2 separate regions of the Homo sapiens genome follow, and region 2 is linked to region 1. Evidence: read pairs that join two places in POLR2A ChIA-PET (ENCODE). Cell type or tissue: IMR-90. All regions are shown on one strand. Links, peaks and the distances in the headings refer to the core of each region. The heading gives the core; the rest is flanking DNA. Region 1 overlaps LOC112268038 (a long non-coding RNA gene). Region 2 overlaps ABCA1 (ATP binding cassette subfamily A member 1).

What was found. ChIA-PET counts read pairs that join two places held together with the same protein. Peaks named below come from ENCODE experiments on the same cell type or tissue, not always from the same donor. Only the 100,000 strongest peaks of a DNase experiment are listed, where the experiment ranks them.
Region 2: POLR2A ChIA-PET joins it to region 1 with 5 read pairs; 2 of 35 experiments call an interaction of 5 or more read pairs at or near these places.

The regions. Positions count from the first base shown.
Region 1 is chr9:105,203,254-105,208,637 of GRCh38, forward strand. The region is part of intron 2 of LOC112268038 (a long non-coding RNA gene); the gene reads right to left. Among named protein-coding and RNA genes, the nearest start is that of SLC44A1, 39 kb to the right of the region's middle. In IMR-90, for the core only: no CTCF peak of the experiment used is centred there; a DNase peak (open chromatin) is centred at 2,738; H3K27ac peaks cover 462 bases.
Region 2 is chr9:104,877,289-104,882,672 of GRCh38, forward strand. The region is part of intron 5 of ABCA1 (ATP binding cassette subfamily A member 1); the gene reads right to left. Among named protein-coding and RNA genes, the nearest start is that of ABCA1, 48 kb to the right of the region's middle. In IMR-90, for the core only: no CTCF peak of the experiment used is centred there; a DNase peak (open chromatin) is centred at 2,463; H3K27ac peaks cover 474 bases.

The DNA of each region.
Region 1 (5,384 bases), core at 188-5,187:
CATATATTACTTGGATAATCAGGAAAATTTTAAAGTACAAATTTGTTAAAATAACTTTTAAAAAGAAAAGGATATTGTTACAGGCTTTACCAATCCATATTGCTCTCTTGAATCCCTTTATATTTGTCTCCGTTTCTCTCTCTCTGTCTCTCTCTCTGTCACACACACAACCACACACGCACAGTTTGTTCATGGCAAAACAGTGACTTCTATTTTTTTTTTGGAGAGGGGACAGAGTCTTGCTCTATCGCCTAGGCTGGAGTGCAGTGGCATGATCTTGGCTCACTGCAACCTCCACCTTCTGGGTTCAAGCCATTCTCCTGGCTCAGCCTCTCAGATAGCTGGGACTACAGGCATGTGCCACCATGCCCGGCTAATTTTTTTGTATTTTTAGTAGAGATGGGGTTTCACCATGCTGGCCAGGCTGGTCTCCAACTCCTGACCTAAAGTGATCCACCCGCCTCAGCCTCCCAAAGTGCTGGGAATTACAGACATGAGCCACTAGGCCCGGCCGACAGTGACTTCTATCAAACAAATTTTCCATTTCTGTTTCAAATGTCCTGGCCTCCTTCCTTCACAACTCACCAAAATCCCACATGTCATCTGAACTCCACACATAAGAGGGAAAGGAGGAAGAAGAAGACAAAAGCACTCAGGGATATATTACCTGCAAGGCTCCTCAAATTATGGAAAGAATAAAATACCCAAGTCCTTACAATGGCCTACAAGGCGCGCAGGTGCACACACACACACACACACACACACACACACACATACACACCTCTCTAACCTCATCTCTCACCACTCTCTCCATAACTCTTATATTTCCTTCAGTTCCCAACTCAAATATCATCTTATCTAGGAGACCTAACTTTAGCTTTCACCAACTTCACCAACTTGGTTTTGAAACCAAGTTTGACTATATTTGACTATACCTTGAGGTTTAGTCTAAAAGTGCTTTATTAAATTGGAATGAAATCATCAGAAAAAAAAGATCACGTGGTAGTTAGCTTCCAAGATGGCCCCCTGATATTCACACTCTTGGATAGTCCCTTCCCACACTAAATAGGGCTGACCTGTTAGCTAATAGGACACTGCAGAAACGACAAAGTGTGGCTTCCAAAGCTAGGTCATAAAAGACATTGAGGCTTCTGCGTTGCTCTCTTAGATCATTCGCTCTGGGGGAGTCAGCCACCATGCCAAGAAGAACACCCAGGATCCCTACAGAAAGACCCATGTGGTAAGGAACTGAGCCCCGACCTGCCAACAGGCTGCATCAACTTGCCATTCATGTATGTGAGCTGTGTTGGAAGCAAATTGCCTGGCTCCAGTCAGATCTTCCTATGACTGTAGTCCTGGCCAACATTTTGACTGAATTTCCTGAGTCACCTTGAGCGAGAACCATCCAGCTAAGCTGCTCCCAAATTCTTGACCTACAGAAACTACAAGAGATAATAAATGCTTATGTCATTTTAGCCAAGTCTCAGGATGAAACATCTCTCCTTTCTGCTCCTGTTCCTGCATGGGGACCCAGGAAATTTGGGCTGGCTGTACCTACCCTACCCTGACTGGGTAAATGGGGCAGAACAGTTTATATCTAAAGTTTATCTGAACAAGTCTTCCTTGACGTGTTTGGTGGGTCAGATTTTGCAACCCAAACTATTACTATGGTAGATGGCAGCCCCATTTCCACAAAGAAATAACAATTTCCAGGTAGAGAGAGTCATTCTTGACCCCATGCCCTGACTGCTTCATCACCATTGTTCCTTAGTTCTGTCTCAGCACTTTTCTGCCTCCATCAACCAGCTCAAATTCCACCAAGAAGCACTCTCAGTATATAAAGTATGAGCCATAATTTTAAGAGCATGTATGCTATGTATCTCTGTACATATGTTGTATGTGTTCATATATCTCTGTATGTATGTATGTTGCATGTATATCTGTATATACTTTGTGCTTGTATGTATGTTGCATGTGTCTATTTTTGTCTTGCTGCATGCACATGTGTATATCTGTATTTTGTATGTATATGTATGTCGTGTATGCATATCTTGTGTATATCTGTATTATGTTCTAAGTATATCTGTGTATTGTATGTTGTGTGTGTCTGATGTGTGTGTGTCTGTATGTTGTGTATATCTGTATTATGTTCTAAGTATGTCTGTGTATTGTATGTTGTGTGTGTCTGATGTGTGTGTGTCTGTATGTTGTGTATATCTGTATTATGTTGTGTATGTATCTGTATTTGTGTGAATATCTGTATGCATGTTGTGTGTGTTTCTGGTGTGTATGTGTCTGTATATTGTATATGTTTATCTGGTGTGTGTGTGTGTGTGTGTGCGTGTGTGTGTGTGCATGCATCTGGCCTTTACTATCCTGGGATTCGTACAATTTCCCTTCATAAGAACATTATCAATACAACTGATTCTTTATTTTCATAAGTGTGCTACAGTTACATAAGATGTTAACCTTAGGGAAAGCAGGTGAGAGGTATAGAAAAACTCTTTTGTGAATTAAAATGTTTCAAAATAAAGAGTTTTTTTAAAAAAGCAGCTTCCCGGATTAGTAGGAAAGTCAACCTTCCCCTTTCTTAGATCTAAAACATCCCAGGAGTGCTTAATTTTTGTCCAAGGCACCATCCTGATTGTAATTTCCTCTCCAGTGGAGTTGGAGTCAGGCCTGATGGTTTCACAACCATAGCCCAGATGGACAACCCTCTAGCTTGCCAAATGGACATTCCTATTTGCTGAACCTACAGGGTGACTGCCAGCAATCCAGATCCCCTTCCAGACTTGTGTCCTAAAACACTCAAAGGAAGATAAAAATAAAAGAGAATTCTTAGAAAAAGACAAGGAAAGAAAGACAAATTGAAGGGCCAATGGCTAATTTGGGCAGAACTACATGTTTAAGGACCCATGGGAGGCAAGATGAGGCCTCTGCCTGATGTTGAGTCTCCAGATCTAGGGTGGGCTGAGGGAGGGGTCCAGAGGAAGAGGCACAGAAAACTGAATGGCAGACTCAGGCCTTAGATATTCAAATCCTCCCTAGGACTGTGTGTGTTGCCATGGACTCCACATTTTACAGAGAGCTATTTGGGGTTTAAATATTCTTCCCCCTTCACCACTCCACAAATCAACTAAGACTCATTTGGGCAGGAGTGGATCTGCCCTGCCCTGCCTTGCTAGGCTGGAAACAAAGTGCTCAGCTCCTGGGGAGAGTGGGGTTTGTCCTTGCTCTCCGCTCACTAAGCAACCTGTTGATGAGCTTATAATTACCAGAACTGTGTGCTACAGAATGAATGTTCTTGGAGATTGTAATGATCGAAGTGAATGAACATGCTTCAACATTTGGAAACGTGCTTGAGAAGAATAATTGCTTTAAAGTGCTTCATAAATTGTTGCTAGGAGACCACATCAAGATAGGCCTTTTTACTTACAACTTGAAGTTCAACTGGCAGGAAATTCACCCATTCAAAATATAGATAAGCAAATAGAACAATTCAAAAAAGGAAGAATGAAAGACAGAAACCTGCCAGCTATTAGAGAAAATCTTCCACCAAAAACATAATGGAGAACAAGAGCCAAGACAATGTTGCTGGTCTTTATGGATTTGCATCTTCGTTCTTACGGGTTATGTGTTCTTGGGCAATTTCTTTGCATGTCTCATATTTTCAGTTTTCTCATCTAAAAAAAGTGGAGATATCAATAGCTCACTCATAGGATTAGAGATGACTCACATGTGGATGTATCCAGCACATAATGCTCAATATTTACTTATTTACACACACTTGTTCCAAAGCGTTTTGAGGTCACTTACAAAATTATTTCCTGACTAGTTTGTGTTGTCCCAAAAGCAGGCTCTGACACAATAAATTGGGTTTAGGTGGCTTATTTGGGAAGTGATTGCAGGAAACTTAAGTGAAATAGTGGAGAAAGGAAGACTGAAAAGGAACAAAAGTTCAAAGTTGCATCAGTGAGTAGGAAAGTCCAATACCAATAAATCCTACAGGGAACCCTCTGAAGCTCCATGGAGGACATGCCGCAGGATTATCCTGCCAAGGGATGGGGAAGCTGAGGGATGTGTCCACTGACTCTCATTTCTCAGGGGTCAAGGGTTGCACCTGGGGATCTTAAGTTCCCAGTACCTCCACAATGTCCTGAGCAGTCTGATAATTTCTGGTAGAACAGGAGCAAACCCTCTGGGTGAAGAGTAGGGAGCCACAAGCACATGAGGTAGGCACCTGTCCACGTGGCCAGGAGCTGACCCACTCAAGCTGCATGTGAACTCAAAGGTGGGCCAGAGTGATACAGGGCTAGGTATCAACAGAATCTGCTACACTTAGGATTCAACGAGGTAAAATTAGTTGATGAAGAAATTGAGGTCAAATAGAAACAAATACTCTGTGTTACTGAATCTTTAAAAAAAAAAAAGATTATTTTGTAGAAAGGCTGGCTGTAATGACTGACGACATTTTTTTTCTCTTTTCTAGACTTCTAATCAACACACTAGCCTGGAATTTGAGCAAGGATTCAATATTGCTGTGGGCAATATATGGTTAGGCAAATCCTTCATATATGTCAGTCCCATGTTGACCCAACTCTAGGGAATCTGGAACATTCTTATGGCGTTCAACTATGTTTGGACTTTAGGCCTGAAGCATTAAATTTGAAGTTTGGGCACCAAATAATAGTTGGAAATTACGTTCCCATTCTGCATGGATCAGGAAGGAAGTACATCAGCTACTTTCCTATCCAGCAGACCCTTCCCTGCTTGATAGCTGTTTGCCATCTGAACCAATAACAAGCCAGCAGGGCTCAGACTTGGCATTCCCTAGCATGGAAGAAGAAAAGCAATAAAAAATGTTAACCTCTAAAGTTTTTTCAACATGTCAGTTCCCCCCTTAGCTCTGGGAAGGGCATTAGCAGCACCATCATGCCCCATAGGAATGGAAAGCCATGTTGATGGCATAGACCAATAACAAGGGAATAGAGCAACGCAATATGACAGGAGCAGGCAGAAAGGCTGGCAATCCCTCCGCCAGACTCCCAACCTCCCAGCCCCCTTTCCAGGAATCATAAAGGTGAGATATGAAAATATGAGAAAGGATGAATGAAAAACAAGCAGGAGAAAGACCACCAGATATTATATGCCCCTGATGGAAGAACACAACACCACTTACGAAGTAGTCTGGCTAAAAAATTGAACCTGGGTCTGATATAGACTCTAGTTTTAATTACCAATGAACAGGAAATGCAAGGAACGAAGGAACATGTTAAATACCACTACAGGGATGAATGCAAAAACTCCAGACTGTGGGAAACTACTGAACAGAATCAGGTTTCCTCAACAAATACAGAGAAATCTATAGATTAAAAGAGACCTAA
Region 2 (5,384 bases), core at 232-5,231, 330 kb before region 1:
AAGTACAGGTATTTTATTTTCTCCCACCTTCATTCCACAAAGATTCACTAATGGCTCACCATGCACCCACTACTGTGCTGGGGCTTAGGATGGAACCATGAGCAAGGCGCCCACCTTGCCCTCAAGGGGCTATAGTCTAGCAGACAGCCCACATCCTTGGGTAGTCCCAGGTGATCCCCCATCCAAGTACTGACCAAGTTTCTGGGCTGAAGCATTTTCTGGTTGTTTCACCAAAGAAAGTTCCAATTTCAAGGCAAAGAAACTTAAGGCCCAGAGAGGCCGAACAAGTGGCAAAGGCCAAACAGTCAGCCAGGAACAGAAGGGGAAGCAAAGCAACTCGAATTTATTATGTGTCAACTGTGGGCTATGAGCTTCACTATCAGTCATCCACAGACATCATCTAATTTAATGCTCAGTGACCCTCAGGGCAGCTAATCTTCAGGTAAACTCTGGGCCAGAAAGAATCAACACATGCCCAAAGTTCACACTTCATGAGGGATGCAGCATGGATTTCTTCCCAAAATGAATCTTAATACAAAACCCCACACTCACTCTTATACCAATGTTTTCCAATCTTCAATCATTTACAAACTACTCTCACAAGTTTTACCATATTCACAGAAAATGTTTCTTTTGAATTAACTTTAATTATATTTTTCCTGTTGAACATCCTCCTAAGCAATAATTTCCATGAAATTGCAATTGGATGTGGGTTAAAATTAAAAGTTCTCATCCACGTACTGCCTAAAATCATCCCAGATACCACACAAAACTCACCCAGAGAAACACTTATCTCTGCCAGTCTGTATCTCACAGAGACAAAATACAGACATGTCACTTTCCCTAGGGTTTCTGAGGATTTATCCAATTTTTACATCTGAGTTGCAGTCACCATAGGTATTTAAGATGAATGAATGCTTCTCACACTGCCTTGCAAACATTAATTAATTTAGCCACCACACCACTCAACTTGTGTGCCTGTACTCTGGTTTAGGAAGAAAATAATAAAATGTCTAAAAAGTTCCAGTGATGAGAAAAGTGGGTGAGGCACCCTGTAAGACTTCCTCCTTGGATTTCTTATTAGGATGATTTCAAGGATAATTAAAAGATTTGTCCACGGCTTAATTCCTGAAATGGGAGTTCTTCCCAGTTGAAAGATTATTAAAACAGCACAATAGAGCACTGTAGAAGGAGAACTGCCTGGAGCAGCAGGGGGGTTTAGCCGTGATTTATTCCCAGAATATCCCTTCTGTGGTTGTGTAGACTTGGGACAGTCACTTCCCCCTTCTGGGTCAGATTCTTCTCTAGAATAGAAATTCCATATGGAGAGGGGCCATATTTGTTTTGGACACCTCTGTGTCTCGGCACTTAGAACAGTGATTCGCATATAGGAGACGCTCAATATATAAGGGTTGAATGACAGAATCAACTAATTTATCTATAAATGAACTAACTGGTCTCTAAGGTCTCTTCCAATAAGTGGAAATAAAATGATGCTCTAGCCAAGGAAATCATGAGAGTATTTGAGTAGAGATCCCCATATCTACAAATCACCTGTGTATAGTCCAGCGAATTTAGCAGATGCAAGCTGAAGGGAAGAACAAGATAAACTTCCCAACTGGATCACAGAAGCAGGAGCCCAGTGGCCCAGCACTGATTACAATATAGGCCTGAGTGGTAGTGTCTACAGAATCAAGAATCACTTGAACCCAGGAGGCAGAGGCTGCAGTGAGCCAAGATTGCGCCACTGCACTCCAGCCTGGTGACAGAGCGAGGCTCTGTCTTAAAAAAAAAAAAGAAAGAAAAGAAAAGAAAAAGGAAATTAGTGGTGTTTTAAGGCAGTCTCCTCCACTAAGATCAGAAAGTCTGCTTGACAACTTACCCCCATCAGCCAGTCTATTTCAACTGCTGCATAAATTGCAAGGCAGAAGAACAAGGCCAGGTGCTCAGAAATGCATCACTGTCTTAGAAGAATACTGGCTCTCATTTATTGGGAATCTACTATGTGCCAGATACTACATTAGGTTTTATAGTTTACATTTCAAGTTAGCTGCTATTTTATAGTTGAGGAAAAAAGGGTCTACAGGGGTGGTTAGTCTCCACTGGACTGATCCAAGCTTCAAGTCTTTGTCCCACAGTTATCGATGACTGGAATGAGGCCAAAGAGAGTTGTTTATCACATCTCTAGATGACGAGAAAGGAGTATCAGATATAATACATGGCAAAATCAGAATCTAAAATGGTTTTGGGAGGATAGGATAGCATAGGGAATCTAAACATGTAAAACAGAAAAAAGACATTTTTCCCTTTAGTTCAAAAAGCCAACAATACAACAAAGAAATGGAGAACACGTAACTTGCAATTCTGCCTATTTAAAATAATCACAATTTTGTTTGAGTGCACATGGAATATGAGTCAACAAGGTGACGTGAATGCCAAAATGCCTAATACAATCTCAGACTGCATTAACGGAAATGTAGCACTCAGAACAAGGGAGGCAAAAATCCCTTCCTCCTCTGTGCCAGAATACTTTCATAATTTCCAGTAAACTTCAAGAAGCACACAGACATACTGAAACACAACCAGAGGAGAGGCAGAAATGGGGAGGAAAAACATTCCATAAGAGGAAAGGAGGCCATTTTGCCTAAAAAATCATGGACTTTGGGAAAACAGGGAAAGAAAAACATGAGAGCTGTCTTCGACTATTTCAAGGAAAACAGAATTAGACTTGTTCTCTAGAAAGCATAACAGGGTGGTGAATATTTTCTAACAATTAGAGCTGTCAACACCCAGAATGGGCTACTTAGTGAGTGGTAGATCCCCGCCCTGGGAAGGTGGGTGTGTGGTAAAGGAGGTGAATGAGGACAAAGCTCCAAACCAGATCAGCTTCAAGGATCCTCCCAGCCCTGGGAGAGACAGCACAGGAGGGCCAAGCTCATCATGCTGTGATGGGGTGTCAGTGCAGATAAACACAGGTCTCTAAGTGGGGATCCATACTGACATATGCCAGTCTCAGCTTCTCTCCGAAATTGACAAGAGTGCTATTCGCAATCAGCAAAAAGTTGGCCAGGTGCAGTGGCTCATGCCTGTCATCCCAGCCCTTCGGGAGGCTAAGGCAGGAGGATCACTTGAGCCCAGGAATTCGAGGCTGCAGTGAGCTCAGTGAGCTCTAAGGGCACCACTGCACTCTAGCCTGGGTAACAGAAAGAGACCCTGTCTCTAAAAAAAAAAAAAACTAAAAATAAATTTAAACAAATAAAATAAGTAAATAAAAACAAAATCAGTAAAAAGTTACTGATTTCCTGTAGGAAAAGGCAGTGTTTCTGTGCATTTCCCCCTATACTGAAGCCTGTTTTGTGCTGCAAGACAAGCAAAGAAAGAAAGAATTTAAGAAACAGCTGCAAGGCAGAAAAGGGGACATACTGCGTGAACAGAGAGATGTAAAACAAGCACTGACATAATAATACACTCAAAATCTAAGGGACCTTCTCTCCTCAGAGCTCTGCACACTACTGTAGGGTTTTTAGATACAGATTTGGCTTCTTCACCACTTAACTCATGTCTCCAGCTTCTCAAAGAAGGCCAGGCATGGTGGCTCATGCCTGTAATCCCAGCACTTTGGAAGGCCTAGGCGGGCAGATCACGAGGTTAGGAGATCGAGACCATCCTGGCCAACATGGTGAAATCTCATCTCTACTAAAAATACAAAAATTAGTTGGGCATGGTGGAGCATGCCTATAGTCCCAGCTACTCAGGAGGCTGAGGCAGGAGAATCGCTTGAACCCAGGAGGCAGAGGCTGCAGTGAGCCAAGACTGCGCCACTGCACTCCAGCCTGGTGACAGAGCGAGGCTCTGTCTTAAAAGAAAAGAAAAGAAAAGAAAAAGGAAATTAGTGTTGTTTTAAGGCAGTCTCCTCCACTAAGATCAGAAAGTCTGCTTGACAACTTACCCCCATCAGCCAGTCTATTTCAACTGCTGCATAAATTGCAAGGCAGAAGAACAAGGCCAGGTGCTCAGAAATGCATCACTGTCTTAGAAAGAATACTGGCTCTCATTTATTGGGAATCTACTATGTGCCAGATACTACATTAGGTTTTATAGTTTACATTTCAAGTTAGCTGCTATTTTATAGTTGAGGAAAGTAAGGCTGAGGGGTTAAATGGCTTGGTTGAGATGTCACCACTCCAAAAAAAATCATAATTCATATTCACTAAGTGCTTCCTATGTGCCAAATACTGTTTTTAAGCAATTACATGTTTTATCTCATTAACAGGTAAGAAGAAGTGGCTGAAAGGGTGCTAACTAACCTATTCACAAAGTCATGCAGCCACAGGGTAATGTATGCTAGCACTTTCCTCTGCACCACGCTGTCTCTTGCTACAGAGGTAAAGGAAATATCCCCAGCTGTGCCTCTGGTCAATCAGCAGGGGCTCTCCAGTAAATAAGGAAGGACTGAGGCTTTGATCAGGGGTTGTTGCTACCTTTCTGTCTCCTGCACCAGAAGAAACATCCATGTGCAAGACCAGGACCTGCAGGTCAAGGAAACAGCATCTCGATGGCCTGGCTGCACAGCCAGGAGTTGTCTAAGTGGACACTCCAAGCACAGCCATACCTCTCTCTGCTGTGAAGCAGCACCTCCTCCATGCCACCCCTAAGACAGCTTTGCTTCCCTTTGTCATCAGGTCCCACATTGCCCATTGCCTCTTTTACTGCCCAAGGAAAGCACAGTTCTGTAGCCTTAAAAAAAAAAAAAAAAAAAAAAAAAAAAACTCAAATCTGAGTCTGGTTTAAACTCTAGAACTTTATCATTTCTTCTTTTGCCAAATAGAAAACAAACTGGTAGGCCTTTCAGCAAAGGCCAGCCAACTCCATCCCTCCCTAAACACCAAACGGAATAAAAAGCACTTCCCTGGAGCAGTGGCAGCCATTGGTCCATGATGGGGAGGAGTAATTTATCACTGACATTGTTTAGAACCACCGGCGCATGATAATAATAAAATGCAGACCAGCTTTTATCGGCTTCATTATTGCTTCTACATTCTCTACAGACCATGCACATGCCATTACTGGCTGCACTCAGCCAGCTGCTCCCACCAGCCTCTGTCCCCTTGCCAGGCCACTGCCTGGAAGGCTGCTCTGATGCTATGGCAGCCAATGCCTCAGTCAGAAAATGCCCACTCCCCAGATACCTCCTGGGTGGCACACAAGAAATTGCCTGGATACTTACCAGATCAGAGGTAAAGATTTCACTTTTTAAAGACAACAAGTTCAAATGCCCATCAGACTAATTGAAATGATTAGGGGAAAATGAATTGCATTCTCTTTTTAGAAAGAAGTGCTTAACTTTCACTTATCCATATCAACTTACAACTGTAATTGCTCTT